Regions from separate parts of the Homo sapiens genome. Here region 2 is linked to region 1. A link is a contact called in ENCODE Hi-C or POLR2A ChIA-PET data. All regions are on one chromosome and are shown on one strand. Each heading gives the region's core, a stretch centred on a gene start or an enhancer-like site at or near the end of the contact. The rest is flanking DNA. Distances are from core to core; before and after follow the strand shown.

The links. Hi-C counts contacts between places; a loop is a spot of excess contacts on that map. ChIA-PET counts read pairs that join two places held with the same protein, here RNA polymerase II (POLR2A). Pooled maps may share reads with other maps.
Region 2: a pooled map shows a loop between it and region 1 (5-fold over the local background). The contact joins the promoter of ASZ1 here to the enhancer-like site in region 1. A Hi-C loop is called at or near these places in 3 of 37 single-sample maps with no recorded cell type and 7 of 50 pooled maps. POLR2A ChIA-PET finds 5 or more read pairs at or near these places in 1 of 52 experiments (WTC11).

The regions. Positions count from the first base shown.
Region 1 is chr7:117,007,041-117,012,340 of GRCh38, forward strand. All of the region lies in intron 1 of ST7 (suppression of tumorigenicity 7), which reads left to right. Among named protein-coding and RNA genes, the nearest start is that of MIR6132, 11 kb to the right of the region's middle. RefSeq lists an enhancer at 3,966-4,045 and a silencer at 5,036-5,085. Within about 2 kb of position 2,316, at least 2 of the 41 ENCODE cell types and tissues checked have a DNase peak (open chromatin) inside an H3K27ac peak, as active enhancers do.
Region 2 is chr7:117,424,503-117,429,802 of GRCh38, forward strand. It overlaps ASZ1 (ankyrin repeat, SAM and basic leucine zipper domain containing 1), which reads right to left and starts at 2,991. Exons shown (of 13, transcript NM_130768.3): 1 at 2,854-2,991; 2 at 2,334-2,433. The coding sequence starts at 2,958.

The DNA of each region.
Region 1 (5,300 bases), core at 1,066-3,565:
AATAACCCTACAGTGACTTATAAGTGTTCAAGTGAAAGGAAGAGTCATATGCCTCTCACTTTAAATCAAAAGCTAGAAATGATTAAGCTTAATGACGAAGGCATGTCAAAAGCTGACATAGGCCAGAAGCTAGGCCTCTTGTGCCAGTTAGCCAAGATATGGATGCGAGGGAAAAATTCTTGAAGGAAATGTAAAGTGCTACTCCAATGAACACACAAATGTAACAGAATGAAACAGCTTTATTGCTTATATGGAGAAAGTTAGAGTGGTCTGATAGAAAATCAAACCAGCCATAACATTCCCTTAAGCCGAAGTCTAATTTAGAGCAAGGAACTCTCTTTAATTTCTTCAGGGGTTCTATGAAGGCTGAGAGAGGTGAGGAAGCTGCAGAGGAACGCTTTGAAGCTAGCAGAGGTTGGTTTATTTGGTTTAGTGAAAGAAGCCATCTGCATAACATAAAAGTGCAAGGTAAAGTACAAGTGTTAATGTAGAAGCTGCAGCAAATTATCAAGAAGGTCTAGCTGAGATACCTGATGAAGGTGGCTACACTCAACAACAGATTTTCAGTGTAGGTGAAAACAGTGTTATATTGGAGGAAGATGCCATCTAGGCCTTTCATAGCTGGAGAGAAGTCAATGCCTGGCTTCAAAGCTTCACAGGACAGGCTGACTGTCTTCTTAGGAGCTCATGCTCACATTGCCATGCAACCAGTCTTCAGAATTCTTTTCATTTTACGAAACTGAAGTTCTGTACCCATTAAACAACTCCCCATTTTCTTCTTCCTCCTGCCTCTGGCAATCACCATTCTACTTTCTGTCTCTATGAATTTGAAGTCTATAGTTGCACAGGCACAAATGTCTGTCTCTAGAAACATTTTCCAAGTAATACACTTCACTACATTTTCTCTTAGAATCACCTATATCTGTGTTAAAACTGTAAGAATCTGTGTTAAAATTTTAAGAATGTAGCAGTTGTCTTGATTAGAAATATATTTTCAATAGCCTTTCAAAAAACCAGAGACAAAAAAGCAGAGAGGAAATTATCTGCTTCTTATCTGAAGGCTAATGACAAAAAAAGTCATCCATGTGAACTTTAATAGAAATCTGCCGAAACCCTTAATGAGGTAGGTATCATGATCAGCGTAACTCATTACAGAATTGTTGTATTTTAGAGCTAGAAAAAAACCTCAGAAATAATTTTAAGTTCTTCATTTCATAAATGAAGTGATACTGTTGTGAAATGTCTAACCAAATTAATTAACTGTGCAGTTAGGATTGTAGTCTGTTTCTTGTTTCTCAAGAATTCCCTTTCAGCAATTGTTGGTGAACAGGGTCAGATTTTCTCAGACAAACTAGCTATTACTTGTGTTCTACACTATGAGTATGTTTTATAGAAAGTTTTCCTGGCTTATAATATAATTGAAGAGACTTGGAAATCTTAGCCCATGATTTCCATTTTTATATAATCTTCAAGGGCTAGAGATGTATGTGGATTGGAGGTATGTGGTTTTCCTTATCTGGGAAAGTAGTTGACAATTTCTCAGAAATTGAGCATTTATCACCAGTTCTAATGTGATAGGGAATGAGGTATTGTTCATAGTATCATCAGAAATGAAGGGAATTGGGATGAAACTTTTCTTGAATTTCTGACCCTGATGCAATCAGGCAGTTGTTGATGGATTCCATTATCTTCGTGAGTCTTGTCAATGGCAGAGACCTAATTGAAGATTAGAGCTCTTGCAGAGAAAGGTCAAATCAACCACAGTAAATATTGTTGAACAGGGTTTGGCAAACTGTAGCCCATGGGCTGCCTGTTTCTGTGAGATTTATAAGCTAACTTTTTTTTTAACATTTTTAAATCGCTGAAAAATTTTCAAAAGAATACGTCATGATATGTGAACATTACAAGAAATTTAATTTCAAAGTTTATAAATAAAGTTTTATTGGAACATGGCTACATTAATTTATGTATTGTTTATGACTATTTTTGCACTGAAACAATAGAGTAGTTGTGACAGAGAACAGATGGTCCCACAAAATCTAAACTGTTTACTATTTGGCCCTTTATAAAAAGGATTTGCCAGCTCCTGCTAGAAAACATTGAGAATGATTTGTTTTGTAGTACCATGGAAATTTGTGATCTTCTTTGCTTACCTAGAACTGCAGCTGTATGCTACAGCTAAGAAATTCCTTAAAGAACTTCTCCACTTTTTTTTTGTTTTTTTTTTTTTGTTTTTGGCCTCTGGGACAACCCACACTAGTCCATTCATGACTATTTTTTATGACTTTCTTTGCTTATTTTCCAGTGGTTCCTTTTGCCAATCATGTGAACAGACCAAAACCACACAGGAAGGTCTGTGGTTTGCCTAAAGAAGCTTTTCTACAGAGGGATATGTCTGGCTTGGGTACCTCCCTGTTTGTTGTACAAACCTATAGTTTGATTCTGATCATTACACTAGAGCTTTGATTCAAATGTATATAAAATGACCATCACTGTCAGGATGTAAAATGAATAAGCATATTTATTGTTGGATTCATATTTGTAGGACGAAAATCTTAATCTTTCTTATTTTTATCAGGCATTTTAGTAACTTTAGTAATGTTTCTCATGACTGCTAATTATACATCAAGATTAATTGCTATATTTTTTTTTAATTGGCTAACCTTAAACACATAAACCCAATGTCCTTTTTTATAGTCATCTTCTGATAGAGTTAAAACATCAGTGATAGGGAGACCACACAGCACCTCTTATAAAAGTTATTTACCTCCTTTTTCCAGCTGTGGTTACTTGATTTTAGTTCTCTTGAGGCCACTGTAAGAAGGGAGTGGCCCTACAACCATGTAAGAGATCTGTGCTTTGCAGCCACTGAGAACCGGGGATCCTGCCACTATTGCCACCATCCTTTTAAAGCATAACAACAAACAGGTGTTGTGTATCCAGAAAGAGCCCTTATCTGAAGGTTTGGAGTTTGGTTAAGCAGATCTTTTATTATGTTTTACTCATGCGTTTGGTCATAATTATGCTTTTGTGCTCAATAAGGATGATTGTTATCTGTGAAAGTAACTGACAATTTCTCAGAACCATTGCCTTGGTTCTAGGTTCTAGGTAGCTAGTAACTAGTCTGGTTAGTGCCATGGAGAATGTGGAGCACTGGTCTGGGTCATGATATTGAGTTGAGTAGCTGAATTCTCTCCTCACTTCATAGGGTAGTTCTTTTATCTGGTTAGTGCTAGATGCTCATCTGTCTTAGCTTACTTAAATTTTGAGGTCTTGGGAGTAGAGCCCAGTAATGGGAGGAGCTGGGCATACGCTCTAGGAATCTTCTGCATCCAGATAATCCTTTTTTTAGTGGAGTCTTCTCACATTTTGGGATAGGCCATGAGGTAGACTTGGGGCTCAGTAAGCAAAGCCAATGAGGATGACAAAACATGAAAAGGAAATGCTGATGCAGATGCAGGCTGGAGTGGGTGGTAAGAGGCCTGGGAGAGCAGCAAGATGAGATATCTTAGATAATGTTTGTTCTGACTTAGTAATAAGGTGAAATTGGGATGTGACATAACCTTAAGGCATTTTGACTTAGCTCTCACATGTTGGTGAGAATTGAGACTAGAGGGAAAACCCCCTATTTTCATTTCTGAAATGCAGAAAAATAGAGTGAACATTTATAATCCAACCCTGGTATTTTAAAACATGTGTAATAACAAAGTCGGTTATTGTATAATTTGGAAATGCGATGTAAGATATTATGATAAAGCTGTGATTTTCTGATTTAAGAGGGAAGAGTGAAGTGGAAGCCATGCTCGTTCTCCTCTGAGGAGGGTAGAGGACCGTGGACTCGCGTGGCAGGCACTAGTCCAGGGAGGGAAGCCATGAAAGAGAAAGAGAGGAGAGCTATGTCTCAGCCCCTGAGCTGTCCTCTATGAAAAGCTTCACACTCTGTGTCCAGCTGTCTCAATCAAGTCCTGGAAGAATGGTCTCCTTCAGAAGCTTTATTGCTGGCACCCAGGCCACATTGTCCTAAGAGGTGTGACCCACCAGGTCATGAGCCATGAACCCTCTAGTAGGCAGATCCTCCAACAGTTTAAGTATTTTGTGTGTGTGTGTGTGTGTTAATGTGTGTGTGTGTATCTGTCTACTTACCACCAGGCTGAGTTACTGGGGGTCTGCCTAGAAAGGAACAGTGTCCCTGTAAACAGGAGGAGGCTCCCCAGAACATCAGCATCCAACATAAACACGCTGAATTAGGACAATACATCCTGGCTCCTTTGAGGAGGGGCTGTTCCCAAAGCCCTGGCAGGATAGAAGAGGGGACAGTGGGGGCTAGAAAAGGAGTAGGTATCAGCAGGAGTTACTTGAGTTTTCTCCTCTGACTGTAATTGGTTTAAAGTAGAGTCCAAGATTATTAAAGTTGGACTAGATCTTAGGGATTTTCCAGTTCCACCTCCTCATTTTACCAGTGAAGGAACAGATACATACAGGGGTTCTAGAATTTATCTTAGATCAGAGAGGTAATGAGTGGCCGTGTTGGCTAGACTCCAGGTCTCTTGATTCAGTAATGATTCTTTCTCCAACCTGGATCACGAAGGGTTAAATTGTAGCAGGACTCTGGGATGGGATTCAGGGGTGCCAAATGCTATAAGTACAACCCACTGCTGTCTCAGGAAATTGTGGTTAGGATAGTGGTCCCTAGAACAGGTGACCCGAGAAGAACTTCTGACTTAGGTGAACGTTATACGTTTTGGAGAGGACTATGATGTGATTGTTTGGGAAGGGGGCATCTAGGCATATCAGCAAGTCTCACTTGCTGAGAGTGAGATGGAGATAGAGAAAATTCTTTGAGAGGTGGGTGGAGGGATCTAGTTGAAGGCTCTCCTGTTGAGCTTTGAATTTATAGTCAGTGTTTATAGAGTCTAGGCAAGTAGTATCTACTGTGACATTTGGAGAACTGAAAAGTAGAGTGGGATTTAGTGGTTACTGAGTGTGCCTTGGGTAGGACAGGTCCTTTTATGGTTGTAGCTTTCTGCACTTGAGTACTTATTTCTGCTTTACTGGCTAATGCCACTCTCATTTTAAGCTATCACAATGACTAAACATTATCCCTTTCATTCTGATTCTCTGTTCAATTTTTTCATATGTTGGAATTGATCATAGAATATAGAAAGAATTTTTATGAATTCGGAACTGAACTGTTTGGCCCACTGTAGATTTGGTTTTATTGGAAAGAACCTAGTTTTTTGAAATTTTTTTTTTTTTTTTGGCTTCCGTATGATCACCTACTCTACACAGGCAGTATTGTG
Region 2 (5,300 bases), core at 1,741-4,240, 420 kb after region 1:
TAAAAATGAACTTTAAAAATTTTTGTAACTAAAAACAAATTTCAAATGGTTGACTAAATACTTAGCAGTAGGCTCTGTTCAAGAGACTGAAAAGCTCACATCTGCCCATCAATCATATCAAGTCTTAATCCTTCAAAAGCCTCTATCACATTCACTGTACCTAGTCCCACTACTCCTAAGGCAAATTTTCTTTTCTAAAACAAATCTCTGCCTATTCCACCCCATGCTATGTACACTATACATATATTAATATTAGGTATTCGGGCCTCTTTCTACTTATTCAGAGTTTATTCAATTTCGTTTTTCAATTCCAAACTCAAGTTCCATTGTCCAAAAAGTCATACAGATCCTTCTCATTTCTTATAAGAATAACAGGTAATGTTTACATAATTCCTATGTGTTCTAAGTCCTTTAAAAGCGTATTTTAATTCTCCCCCTTGCCAACAACCCTTTGATATAATAATCCTCATTTTAAAACGGGCAGAAATTGAAGCTTAGGAAGATTTGGTAACTTAGTCAAGGTTACAAAGCCATCAAGTGGCATGGTTAGTAATCAAACCCAGATCTGTCTTGTTTTCAAAATTATTTACTTTTCAGTAAACTATGCATTGATTCTAGCATAGAAGAAAAACATTATGCTATATATAATCACATCTAACTACCTTGTGTGTGAATGTTTTGTATCTACAATGGCAAAAACCACAATTATTTTTGCATCAAACTGAAGTAAATGCTTGTTATTCCTTTGAGTAATTTCTTTTTTTTTTTTTTTTTTTTTTTTGAGACGGAGTCTCGCTTTGTCGCCCAGGCTGGAGTGCAGTGGCGCGATCTCGGCTCACTGCAAGCTCCGCCTCCCGGGTTCACGCCATTCTCCTGCCTCAGCCTCCCGCGTAGCTGGGACTACAGGCGCCCGCCACCACGCCCAGCTAATTTTTTTTGTGTTTTTTAGTAGAGACGGGGTTTCACTGTGTTAGCCAGGATGGTCTCGATCTCCTGACCTCGTGATCCGCCCGCCTTGGACTCCCAAAGTGCTGGGATTACAGGCGTGAGCCACCGCGCCCGGCCAGTAATTTCAATCATTATAATCAATAATTTACATTTCTATGTGAAGGTAATTTAAAGTTTTTTTTTTATTTAATACACAAAAAATTCATGAAGCCCAGGACAGAATTATGATGCTTTACATAAAGAAACTGATGCTCTCTGGCTGGGGGCGGTGGCTCTTGCTTGTAATCTCAGCACTTTGGGAGGCCGAGGTGGGTGATTACTTGAGGTCAGTAGTTCAAGACCAGCCTGGCCGACATGGTGAAACCCCCGTGTCTACTAAAATTACCAAAATTAGCTGGGCTTGGTGACCGGTGCTTTTAGTCCCGGCTACTCCGGAGGCTGAGGTGGGAGAATCACTTGAATCCCGGCCCCCAGATGGAGGTTGCAGTGAGCGAAGATGGTGCCACTGCACTCCAGCAGGGCTAGAGAGAGACACTCCATCCCCTTCCTTCAACCCCCCAAAAATGAAATCTGATGCTCTCAAAGTTTTAATGCCTCTTCCAAGAAACCAGAGTGGGCAATAAACTGGAAGAAATTATCCATATATTTATTCTGATTCCTAGCTCAGGCCTCATTCCACCAGTACAAAACAAAAAACTGTAACGAGAAAGAACTAAAATGTAGAACCATTTCTTAAGAAACATACAACAGGCAGGGCACGGTGGCTCATGCCTGTAATCCCAGCACTTTGGGAGGCCGAGACAGGCGGATCACAAGGTCAGAGGATCGAGACTATCCTGGCTAACACGGTGAAACCCTCTCTCTATTAAAAATACAAAAAAAAAAAAAAATTAGCCGGGCGTGGTGTCACGCGCTTGTAGTCCCAGCTACTCAGGAGGGTGAGGCAGGAGAATCGCTTGAACCCGAAGGTGGAGATTGCAGTGAGCCAAGATCGCGCCACTGCACTCCAGCCTGGGCCACAGAGCAAGATAACATCTCAAAAAAAAAAAAAAAAAAAAAAGAAAAAGAAAAGAAAAAAGAAACAACATTACAGCAGAGTAAATGAAGAGAGAATTAAGAATGATCAGAGTGGGATAGGATTAGAGTAGGCCTCTTGCTTGAAGGAGGGGGAAGAACTGATGGAAGATAAACAGGGTGGCATTCCAAATGCAAGCAGAGAGGAAGAAAATAAGGCAGACTGGACTCAGTCAACGAAGATTATGCAGGATGATACATTAACATTTGTTGCGTTTCCATTAGAAAAGCAACATAAACCTTTTAAAAATAAAGAATCCTTGCGAACTTAAGACAGCTGTGTTCAGATGAAACTGTCCCTTATCTCTCACCAGAATCTAGGAGCTCCTGGACCAATGAAACATCTCCGATGGTCATTGCTTTCTTAAATTTTTCTTTCTTTTCTTCAATGGGTAATAGCCTTTTCAATTTCTAGAAAAGTAAACATTTTAAAAAATTCTTGTTATATATATTTTTGTTTCCACCTCATCAGGAAACAATAATGTTTGGTTAAGTACACAGGTTTTTTTTCTTGGCTTTATTTTGACTAAGATACAAAGTTTGAAAAGAATTCGTGTCGAAAATTATCTTTCAAGGGAATAGGTAATGATGGATCCAAACCCAACTGAGGAGTTACGATGACCTAAAGAAGCGTATTTGGTGGTAACCACAGTTGGGGAGGGAACACGAGGAAATTTGTGCGGGTTTGCTTAAGTACAAACTCCCGTATTTCCACTGGGTAAAAGGGAAATACACGTGAGGGAGTAGGAGGTTTCACGAGGCTGGGCCTCGCCTTCGAGGGCCAGGGGAGGCTGAAACCAGGTGTGGTCAAGACAAGGCCTCCTCCGCTACCTGAGACGTCCGGTCGAGATACCCAATCTCCCAGCCATCATCCTCGCTCTCGCTACTCTCGCCTCCGCCAGCCACTGGCAGGCCTCGCAGCGCGCTCGCCGCCATGCCAGCCAAGGAAGCTCCCTGTCGGCACCGCGCGCCCTTCAGCTCTCCGGGCGCATGCGCACCGGGGTGGGGCGTACGTAGAGATGCGCGGGAAGGAGCGCCGTGGAAGCGCTCCAGTCTGGAGCCCTCCAGCGCAGGCGCACAGCGGCGCGCTGCTCTCCTCCCTGCCCCGTCCCTCCCTAACCTTGAGGCTTCTTGAGGTGAAAACCTGGCGTGTCTGACACTGGTGACGAAGTTCGTGCGCCAGGCTTCTGCTGGCACTTCCAGTTCCTCTCAGGGACTTACCTTTCGACCTCTTTAAAGTATTTGCTTGATGAAATGATGAAATTCTTGCTCTGCAAGGAATGCCTTACTTGTGGCAGGAGCACACTAGGATTTAACGGCAAGTAAGACTAGACTTTCCCCGCCATCCTTTTCATCTGCCCCCTGCCAAACGTCTGTTAAATCTGTATCCCCTGGGAGACGGACTCTTCGTAGTAACACCTCTCTCAGGAGCACCACTCAGACATTCAAGAAGCCCTTACGCAAGTAGGAGCCGACGAAGGAGCCAGGAGAAAATACTGCCCCAAAGAATTCTTCCTTTACATTTCATGTGATCTTAGATCTCACCTTAGATTTAGAAGCTTCAGACCATCAAAACACTTCCCCGCTATGAAGTGTAGATGTCCTAGAGGAAAATATGAAAGGAGGGGGTTTCCGGGTACAGTGGATCCAAAGAGCCAGAAAGAAAGAAATGACTTAAACGTCCAGAGAGCAAATAATACAAACAACTCCAGGTGGAAGTGGCCCAAGCTCGAACTCACCTTTCTACATGGTTCTAGATGGTAGAACTTCTAGATGTTGGTAACACAGTGATTTTCTTTGCCACCACAGAAAAGTAGATCCACCAAGAAACAGGGCATATTATATGTATCTCAAGATAATAGCCATGCACTATTATTTGAAAGCTTTTGCGGTTTTTTTCTTGCAGATTCTCTGATAAAAGATTTTGAAATTATTTACTTTAGAGGCTCAGAGGTAAGTATTTTTAAGTAGTTTAGCTATTTGCGTGCCACATCTGTCTTTCTAAATGCATTCATTCAATAAATGCTAGGGATTACTTAGCACAGCCAAGTGCTACTAGGTTTGGGGAGACAACGTCAAAGATAAACCATGGAGCCTTATGGAGCTCACTTTAATAAGTAGAGATAGACAATATGCAAGGAAACAAAAACACTATTGCAGATTGTAAGTGCTTCAAAAGAAACAAGTGTGCTCTGTTTCTGGAATCAAACCACTTTTGTGTTTCCTGGGGGAATCACTAGCTGTAGCTGTGTGCCCTTAGGCAATTTACTTAGCATCTATCTGGGTACCAGCTAACTTATCTGTAGAATGGAGGTGATGATAGTACCCACCAAATAGAATTGTTATGAGGACTAAATGAAGTAATAGGCTTAGAATAAGGTCTTTCTCAATGTAAGAGGTAGATTTTAGATAGGATAGTCAGAACTGTGCAGAGTCGTAAATAACAAGCCATATAAGAGTGGGAGAATAGAGCTTTCCTGGCAGTGGACAGGAATAGTGCCAAGGTCCTAAGGCAAGAAAAAAGCAACTCAGGACCAGGATGGGGCAAGTGAGGCTGGGGCAAGTGAGTCCCCTAAGAAGCAAAGTTTAAGGAAGTACTGTCAGGGTCCTGCAAATTCAGTGAGTGCCTTTTTAAATTTTGCTCCTGGGTCACCTCACTTACCTTAGTTCTTGTCCTGCTTGGACCAGAAAGAAGGCCTGAGGCTACAGCTTCGTAAGGATAGGCGTGTGTGATGAGAGGTCCTTGTGGGCCTTAAGTAGGAATCTGGATTTTACTGAAAGCAATTGAACAGTGAAATGTTTTTAAGCTAATGAAAGACATGTTCTGATGTGTGTATGTATTTAAAGACACTCTAGGTCTATTGTAGAGAAGGTTTTTGGTTTGAGCAACTGGCTAAGTAGTCATTGCATTTACTGAGATGGGGGAAGACCAGTGGATAAACGTGAAGATTTAATAGGCATCCCCAAATTAACATATTCAAAACCAAGCAGCCAAGTGTAGCTGTTAAGTGGTTAGTTGGATATTCATGTGTGGACCTTGAGGAAGCCTGGTCTTGGAAATATAAATGTGGGAGTTATCCACATACAATTGGTTTTTAAAAACCTTAGGATTTACCAAGTGATTTTTTTTATAAATATGGATAAGATTATTCCAAATTGTATGTGGAAAGGCAAAGGAAGTAAAATAGTTAAAACAATTCTGAAAAAGAAGAATAAAGAAGGAAGAATTGCTCTCCTTGATTTCAAGACTCATGTGTAGCCTTGATTTCAGGATTTTT